Linked DNA regions of Homo sapiens: region 2 is linked to region 1. Evidence: read pairs that join two places in POLR2A ChIA-PET (ENCODE). Cell type or tissue: MCF 10A. All regions are shown on one strand.

Region 1 (4,000 bases):
ATGATCATATATATCATATATGATCATATATGATCATATATATGATATATATGAGATATATGAGATATATGAGATATGATATATATGAGATATATATGATATATATGAGATATACATGATACATATATGCATCATATATATGATACATATATGTATCATATATATGTATATATGATACATATATGATATATATGATACATATATGATTTATATATCATATATATGATATATATGATTTATATATGATATATATGATATATATGAGATATATGAGATATATATGATATATATGATATATATGATACATATGATATATATGATATATATGATACATATGATATATATGTTATATATGATATATATGATATATATGTTATATATGATATATATGATATGATATATATGTGATATATGATATGATATATATGTGATATATGATATGATATATATGTGATATATATATGATGTATATCACATATATATCATATATATATCATATATGTCACATATATATCATATATATCATATATATCATATATGTCATATATATCATATATATCATATATATATCATATATATCATATATATATCACATATATGATATATATCATATATATCACATATATCACATATATATGATATATATCATATATATCACATATCATATATATGATATATATATCATATATATGTGATATATATGATACATATATTTGAGACAGAGTCTCGCTCACTGTAACCTCCCCATCCTGGGTTCAAGAGATTCTCTTGCCTCAGCCTCCCGAGTAGCTGGGATTACAGCTGCCCACCATCATGCCTAGCTAATTTTTATATTTTTAGTAGAGATGGAGTTTCACCATGTTGGCCAGGCTGGTCTCGAACTCCTGACCTCAAGTGATCCGCCCACCTCAGCCTCCCAAAATGTTGAGATTACAGTCGTGAGCCACTGCACCTGGCCTAAAATCATATTTTCTGACCTGAAATAATACCCACCAGATATTGTTAAATGAAAAGAGATAAGTTCCAAATTTCATATATGGCATTATCACATTTTGTTTTTGGCTTCAAAATATGTACATATTTGTACATGTGGAGGAGAAAGGGAGGAGGTGCACATGCCTGGATGTGATGGGTGGCTATCTCTGAGTGGTAGGATTTGAATATTTTCTACTTTCTTCTTTATGCTTTTTAGTAATAGTTTCTTTTTTTTTTAAATAAACACACATTATTTCCATGCTTGTAAAAAAGCCATAGTTACTACAGATGATTTGGAAATCACCTATAAAGCACTGAACGTTTACTATATATCATGCCTTCTAAAAGTAGGTTTTATATATCTCCATCCACCCACAAAAACTGGTAAGGTTAGTGGTATTATTCCCATTTCATAAACAAGAAAATTGAGGGCCAGAGAGGATCAGTGCTTTGTCCAAGGACACACCGCTGCAATCCTAATTCCACTCGTCTGATATGAAAGCAGTGCTCTAACCTCTAAACCTTGGCTGCATCCAGAGGGTCTACAGGGGATGTCAGATGTAGCCCCTGCCCTCTAGATGGTGACCCTGTCTTTGCTCTCCTGGTCTCTTGCCCTCATTCTCTTCTCTGGTCACTCCTCTCTGCCCCCCGGAACCAGTTACATAATGGCTTCGGTGAAAATACACTTTCCCTCTCAGATCACAGGTGAAACTCGAAAGCTGCCCATTCAATATTTTCTCCTAATGAGCCTTCCTAGGCTTCTTGCCTTTTTAGAATGGAAACAAGCTCTTCGCTGCCATTCTCCTCATATTCATCAGCTCTGTTTGCTGGCAGGGCAGAAGAGTGAATGGGCATCGTATACATAAACATCATACGATCCACAGAGGGCTGGCCAGCCCGAGTTCTTAATCCTGGCTCCATCACTGACAATTTGCAACCCGGAGAAGTCACTCTCTCTGTGTTTTCTGTCTCTAAAGTAAATAAAGGATAACACACTTTAAAAATCAATTGGTGTTCTGAACAAAAAGGATGGGTGTGTGAAATGAGGACAACTCTAAGGGGCTGAAAATACATTTCCCCAAGTTTTGCAAATGCTGGAGATGGTGCAAGCCTTGTCCTACCTTACCCCTCATCCCCATCAGCTCTTGGTCTCCTTACCTCCAGGCACCTTCTCTCCCACTCCACCCTCCAATTCCTCCAGGCTGATCTTTCCAAAGCAAAAATCCAGGTGAGTCACTTCTGATAATGGCTCTCCACTCCCTTCTGGAGAAAGTCCAACTCCTCTGCTCTGGGTACAAAGAGCTCCATGTTCTTGCTTCATCCTTGTCTCTGACCTCACCTGCTGGGCACCCGTCTCTCCCCAAACCCTACAACGCACACGGTTCCCCAAGAGGGCCTCCAGCTTCATGCCTCAGGGCCTTTGCATATGCTTCCCTTTGTCTGGAATTCTCTTCCCTGGCTAACATCAGGTATTTCCCTGCAAGGTCCTGGAAACCCTTCCTAGGCAGCAGACCTGGAGCTCCTCCAGGCCACCTCCTCAGTCCTCCCTGATCTCCAATGCAGGGCAGGACCCTGGACAGAGATGAATGCTGGAATGGGAAGCACAGGTGCAAAACCAAAGGCTTCCTTCTGCATCTCCAGGATGGGCACCAATCGTCCAGTAGATGTGGCTTAGTGTAAATTTCAGTTCCCATCCTGGGATCAACTGAATCTGTGCTTCTTGCCACTCCAGCTTGGGCCAGGAAGTTTTTAGTATTCCATTTTTAAAACCACAACATTTTAGCACCAAAATGAATGCATTTTATTTATAGACATGGAAGCAGGTTGCCTCTTGCCCCCATCTCTCCTTCCAGAAGATGGTCTATCCAATGCATGTTTCCCAGATACGGAAAACTACAGGGCTCCTTTCACAGCAGAAACACCGTCCAGGGAAACCTGCCTGGCGGGCTTCTCCTACCCCATCCACATCTGAATGGATGCGGCAGGGAAGGGCCTGGGTGTCACAGAGGCAGTGCTTTGGAACTGGGCAACTGTTTCTGAACACCCACCCCAAACACGACCGGCCCCACAGTGTGTCCACCCTCCCAGTCACCTCGGCTTCCCCGCCCTCTCTGGCTGAATCAGGTGATGTCAAGAGGCAGCTCTAAAAGATGCTGCGGAATGGCCAGCCCAGAGCCATGGAAGAGGACAAGAGGCCAGGTCCCAGGCCAAACCGCTCTTACAGAAGGCAAGAATCGTGGAGGACAACAAACAGAACCTTCTTCGGAGATCCTAAAGGAGACAGAGGGGCGGTTCCTCTAACCTCCCTCAGGATTTGAAAGATCAACGCTTTTTGGGTTCCACTGGAGTTTAGAAATCAAGAGTCGGCTCCTTTTTCTCCTCTATGGATGGCAGGTGATTCTAGGGCAGGGTATGCATCTCTGGTGTCCATCCACACCTCCCACACTCATCGGACTTTACGGAGGTCCAGCGTTGGGCACTAGGAAAAGAAAGTGGTCAAGCTCCACCTCTGAGGGGTCACTGATGAGCCAATGATGCCTAGAGGGTGCCAGGTGCTATGACCTTCAAATCCTGCTTAAACATCACCTTCCAAGGAAGGTCTTCCCGACTTCCCTGTTTAATATTGCAGCCCCCACCCTGGCACGTCCTCTGCACGCCTCTGCTCTATTGCAACCTAACAGACTGCAAAATTTACCTATTCAATCAAACACCTCGCTCACCCCCCTTGAACGTAAGCACCCTGAGGGGAGGCATTTTTGTGTTACTCACTGACAAAATCCCAAGATATAGAACAGGGATTGGCACATAGTAGGTGCTCAGCAACTGCTTGATTCAAGCATTCATTCAGCAAATGCCTTCTTTCAGGAATAAAATCTGCAGACGCAGCATGCATTTTGTCAATGTTTGCTCATTGAGAGTGGGTTCTTTAGGCAAGTGAAGTAATTAATAGCCACTTGTTAGGTTCCCAAATAGTGCTGGGCACTGTGAGGATGTAAAATCTCTGATGTCCGGCTGGGCGCGGTGG
Region 2 (4,000 bases), 93 kb before region 1:
CATCATTACCAAGTATTACAGCAGGTACTGGTTTGCATCAGGGCTGCTGACGTTGTCTGTGGGCATTGTTAAGAAACCAATCTGGGAAACAAATCTGAACAAAGACCTCACAAAGCCACAGGAGTGAAAAAATAATGGCCCATGAACTTGAGTGGGGGCAGGTATAGAGGGAAAATACCCTAGTCTTTATTTGAAGGAAGATTGCCCGGAACTGTGAACTTTAGATCAAGACAAGAATCCAAGATCAAGGCAGATTCTACCTTATGATTAAGGGAAAGTCCTCCTCTCGCCAATAAGGGCAGGTAGTGACAGGCATCAGGGAGGCCATGGGGCCTGGGAGAGGGAAGAGGAGCAGAGAGAAGCACGCACTGCATGCTGGGCTTTTCACACATGAGAAAGCCTTAAAAATAACCCTCCAGTGGTTATTACTTCTCCCATTTTCTAGATAAGGATAATACAGCTCAGAAGCTAGATAATTTACTATCTCAGGGCTTCTAAGTGTTGGGGTGGGATTTAAGCCTGTCTTCCTCATCCATCTCTTTTTAAATTCCTTCCGTCCTTTATTCAACACATCTGTATCCAGCCCTTGCCCAGGTGCTGGGTACACTGCAGGGACCAAAGCAGGAATGTTCCTGCCCTCAGGGAGCTTTCAATCTGTGGGCATGATGACAGTGAACAAAGTAACAAACCATAATGTAATCACAGAGGGCAATAGTGCTCCAGGGGGAATAGGCGGGGTGTGGGGACAGGGCAAGAGTGTGCGGGGAAGGGACTCCTTAGGTTGGGTGGTCAGGACTGGCTCCCTGCAGAGACTGAAGATAAGATGGAGCCTGGTATTGGGGTGGGGACAGCAATGACGCTGGGAGGGAAGGAAGGGGTGTGCAGGTTATAGGAGCCGAGGGAGCGCCAGACGGTGGCTCTCCGAAGTGTATGTATGCCCTTTCACTCCAGCATGTGGCTTGGCAAGAGAAGCATTGGAGTCAGAGGAGGAAATACCACATTACACAGTGGGTAGGAAACTGACTGCCCTTAGAAGTCTAAGACGGTGTGGGCTGAAAATACCAACTGCTTCCCGCTAGGTGTAGGCACAGGCCTGCTGAGAGATTTCTATGGCATTATTAAGGGAAAGCGGGAGGGTGGGGGCTCTGTCCTCTTGTGGGTGAGGGCCTGGGCAGCAACTTGTCTTCCCACAGCACAAGCTCCGACCCTACCAAGTCAGAAAAGAGGCTGGGACAGGGCCACGTGGAGTCAGGGAGTGGGGAGAGGGCTGTCCCCCATGGCGACCCTGATGCTACTTCTCAGGGACGGGAAAGGAGAGGAAGGAGTGTGTTAACCAGGTCAAAGGCTGCTCCACAGTGAACACTGTGCTGTTTCACGTTACTTATTTCATGTGAGGAAACTGAGGCTCAGAGAGGCAAATTACCTTGCCCAAGTTCATGAATCCAGGAAGGGTATGCCGTGGAGTCTTCCTGGCTTCAAAACCCAGGTTCTCTCCTGTGACCCGGGCTGAGGGGCAGCAGATTACCTGGCCCCAGGAAGGAGTGGGGCCAAAGAAGCAGGACCTGGGGTGATTCTGGGGCCGGGGGAGGGAGGGAATGGCAGGGGTGGGATGGTGCGGGGACACAGGCACACAGGTGAAATGCTGATGTACTGAGATAGGCTTTGCTTGGGAGATCAGAAAGACCTGTGTTCAAATGCCAGCCTGTGCCAACTGCTGGAATTTAGCAGCCAGATGGAACACCTTGAATATCTGCGCGGCCCCTCCCCCAGCCTGCCACCCCCGAGAGGAGGCCCTCACAGCTCCTCTTGCCTCTGGCTGCCTGAGTAAGCAGTCCCCTAGAAGAGCCTGACTCATTCGCCTTGGCTCCCTGCCACCAGAGCTGCAGGGAGGACAGTAGCCCAGTGGCTGGTGGCTTCCAGCTTGCACTGACTGCCCAGCCTCCTCTGGGGAGCAGATGGGGACAATCCCCCCACGACTCTGCTCCTGGTACCCGCACAAGCCGGGGCCTCCCAGGTCAGCTCTCATTCCCTGGCACAGACCTGTCCCACCTTCTTGTATGTGGTTCTGTGTTTATGTGTCATTGTCCCTCACTAGGCCGTGAGCTCTTGCAGGGCAGGGATGCCTGAGTCATCTCCCGTCCCCAGTGCTCATGACAGGACTTGGCACCATGTAGGGGCTGCTCAGCAAATATTTGCCAAATTCCCTTCCAAATCAAACAGGAAATCCCCCTACCCTTGCCGGGGGGCAGTTGCTGGTGGAGCCGGGCCCGTGACCATGGCTTCTGCGGGCTGCTCACCCGGCTTCAGCCCTCCAGTGCCAGGCGCGCACAGGCATATGTCACATTTCAGCATTGTTTTCCTTCCGATGCTGCTTTCGATTGCTGGTTTTATTCCAGCCCATTCTCACTCTCTGTCTTGGAAAATCACAAGGCAACTCCACGCTGCTCCTGGAATTCTTGCCAATGTGATTCAAGAGGAATTGAGCACACTGCGCTGAGCTCCCCTCAACACAAAGACGCTGCTACTTTCAGTGTGGTGGCCTTCCTTCCACCAGCCTGGCCCCCCACCTTGCCCAGGTGAGGCGGGCGGGGCGGGGCAGCGTGTGCGCTTGGCTGTTTCACCCAGTTGTCACCCACAAAGTGCCCCAGTTGAAAGCACCCAGGGCTGGGAGGTGTGGGTTGTTAGATAAACGTGGAAGCAAGGTTGCCCCATAACAGCCCAGAGCCTTCCCTCATCCCAGTCCTCACTCACAACCTACTCTGCTAAAGTTTTTTAAATCATGGCTTCTTTACTAGCTATGTGACTTGGGATAAATGACTTACTCTCCTCTGTGCCTCAGTTTCCTCATGTGAAAAATGGAGACGATTGTTACAGGATTAAATGAGATACAGTGGCAGTACCCAGCACAGGGCTTGGTGTACTGTGGGCATTCAGTGACTTCTGGCTGTGATGCCAATGACCTGTGTCAGTGCCGGCACATGCTTTCTGAGTGCAGGCAGGTTCCTTGGTGCTAAGCCCTATTACCGTGAAATCAATCAACTCCGTGCTCGGACCCTCCCAGGCACACCGTTTGAGAGCAGGCTTGGATTCAGTCTCCTATCAGTCTCTAGAGGAGTCCGGAAGTGGAATGGGGAGCTGAGGCTGCCATGTACGTCGGAGGCAGTACCCGATGGGGTGTGACTCTCTGTAGCTCCTCCAAGCACCTGGGGAGCAACATTTACATGCAGCCTCCTGAGATCGCATGTTAGATGGAATCATATTTATTTCTTCCTTAGTCGGAGATTACACGGTGAAGTGGGAGAAGTGTGGACTTGCCCTCCCATCATGGCCATTTCTGGGCTGAGTGACATGGGACAAATCATCCAACTTCTCTCATGCTTATGGGAATGGGATGTCAGGAGGTTCAGTGTGGACTTGAACCGTGTGGGGCCTAGGGTGTGCCATTGAAAACAGAACCCTGCTCTGTTCCTAAGAGCATCGAGCATATTAAGCGATCCTGTCATCCCAAATCTGTTTTGTCGGAGGCCTCCTTGGTGAAGGGCCACAGCATCTGAGGTGGAAGGCAGAGTAGTTTTTGTAATTGGCTCCATTGCATGTCAACAAATGAAAGGGTAACCGAGACTGACAGTCCCCTAGCTGTGGGGGGACCTTGTCCAGAACCTGTCACAGGACGAAAGCTCTAGGATTGGAGGCAAGGTGGCCTCATGGGCCTGGGAAGCAGGCTGCCTGGATTTGAACAATGTCTCCATCCTCACTCCCATGGAACCTTGGCCAAGCCTCTTAACACTTTTCTGAGCCTCAGTTTCTTCACCTGGAAAATGGGGCTAGCAATATTCTCTTGAAGGCAGCTTTGTGGCTGGTGTGTTGATAACAGGTTCTGCTTCCTATGGACTCATTGCTATTCTTTTTTTTTTTTTTTTTTTTTTTTTTTTTTTCAGACGGAGTCTCCCTCTGTCACCCGGGCTGGAGTGCAGTGGCATGATCTCAGCTCACTGCAAGC

What was found. ChIA-PET counts read pairs that join two places held together with the same protein. Peaks named below come from ENCODE experiments on the same cell type or tissue, not always from the same donor. Only the 100,000 strongest peaks of a DNase experiment are listed, where the experiment ranks them.
Region 2: POLR2A ChIA-PET joins it to region 1 with 9 read pairs; 3 of 35 experiments call an interaction of 5 or more read pairs at or near these places.

Annotation. Positions count from the first base shown.
Region 1 is chr22:36,751,068-36,755,067 of GRCh38, forward strand. All of the region lies in intron 2 of CACNG2-DT (CACNG2 divergent transcript), which reads left to right. Among named protein-coding and RNA genes, the nearest start is that of IFT27, 23 kb to the right of the region's middle. In MCF 10A, no CTCF peak of the experiment used is centred here; a DNase peak (open chromatin) is centred at 2,254.
Region 2 is chr22:36,658,063-36,662,062 of GRCh38, forward strand. The region is part of intron 1 of CACNG2 (calcium voltage-gated channel auxiliary subunit gamma 2); the gene reads right to left. Among named protein-coding and RNA genes, the nearest start is that of CACNG2, 44 kb to the right of the region's middle. In MCF 10A, no CTCF peak of the experiment used is centred here; DNase peaks (open chromatin) are centred at 999, 1,839 and 2,319.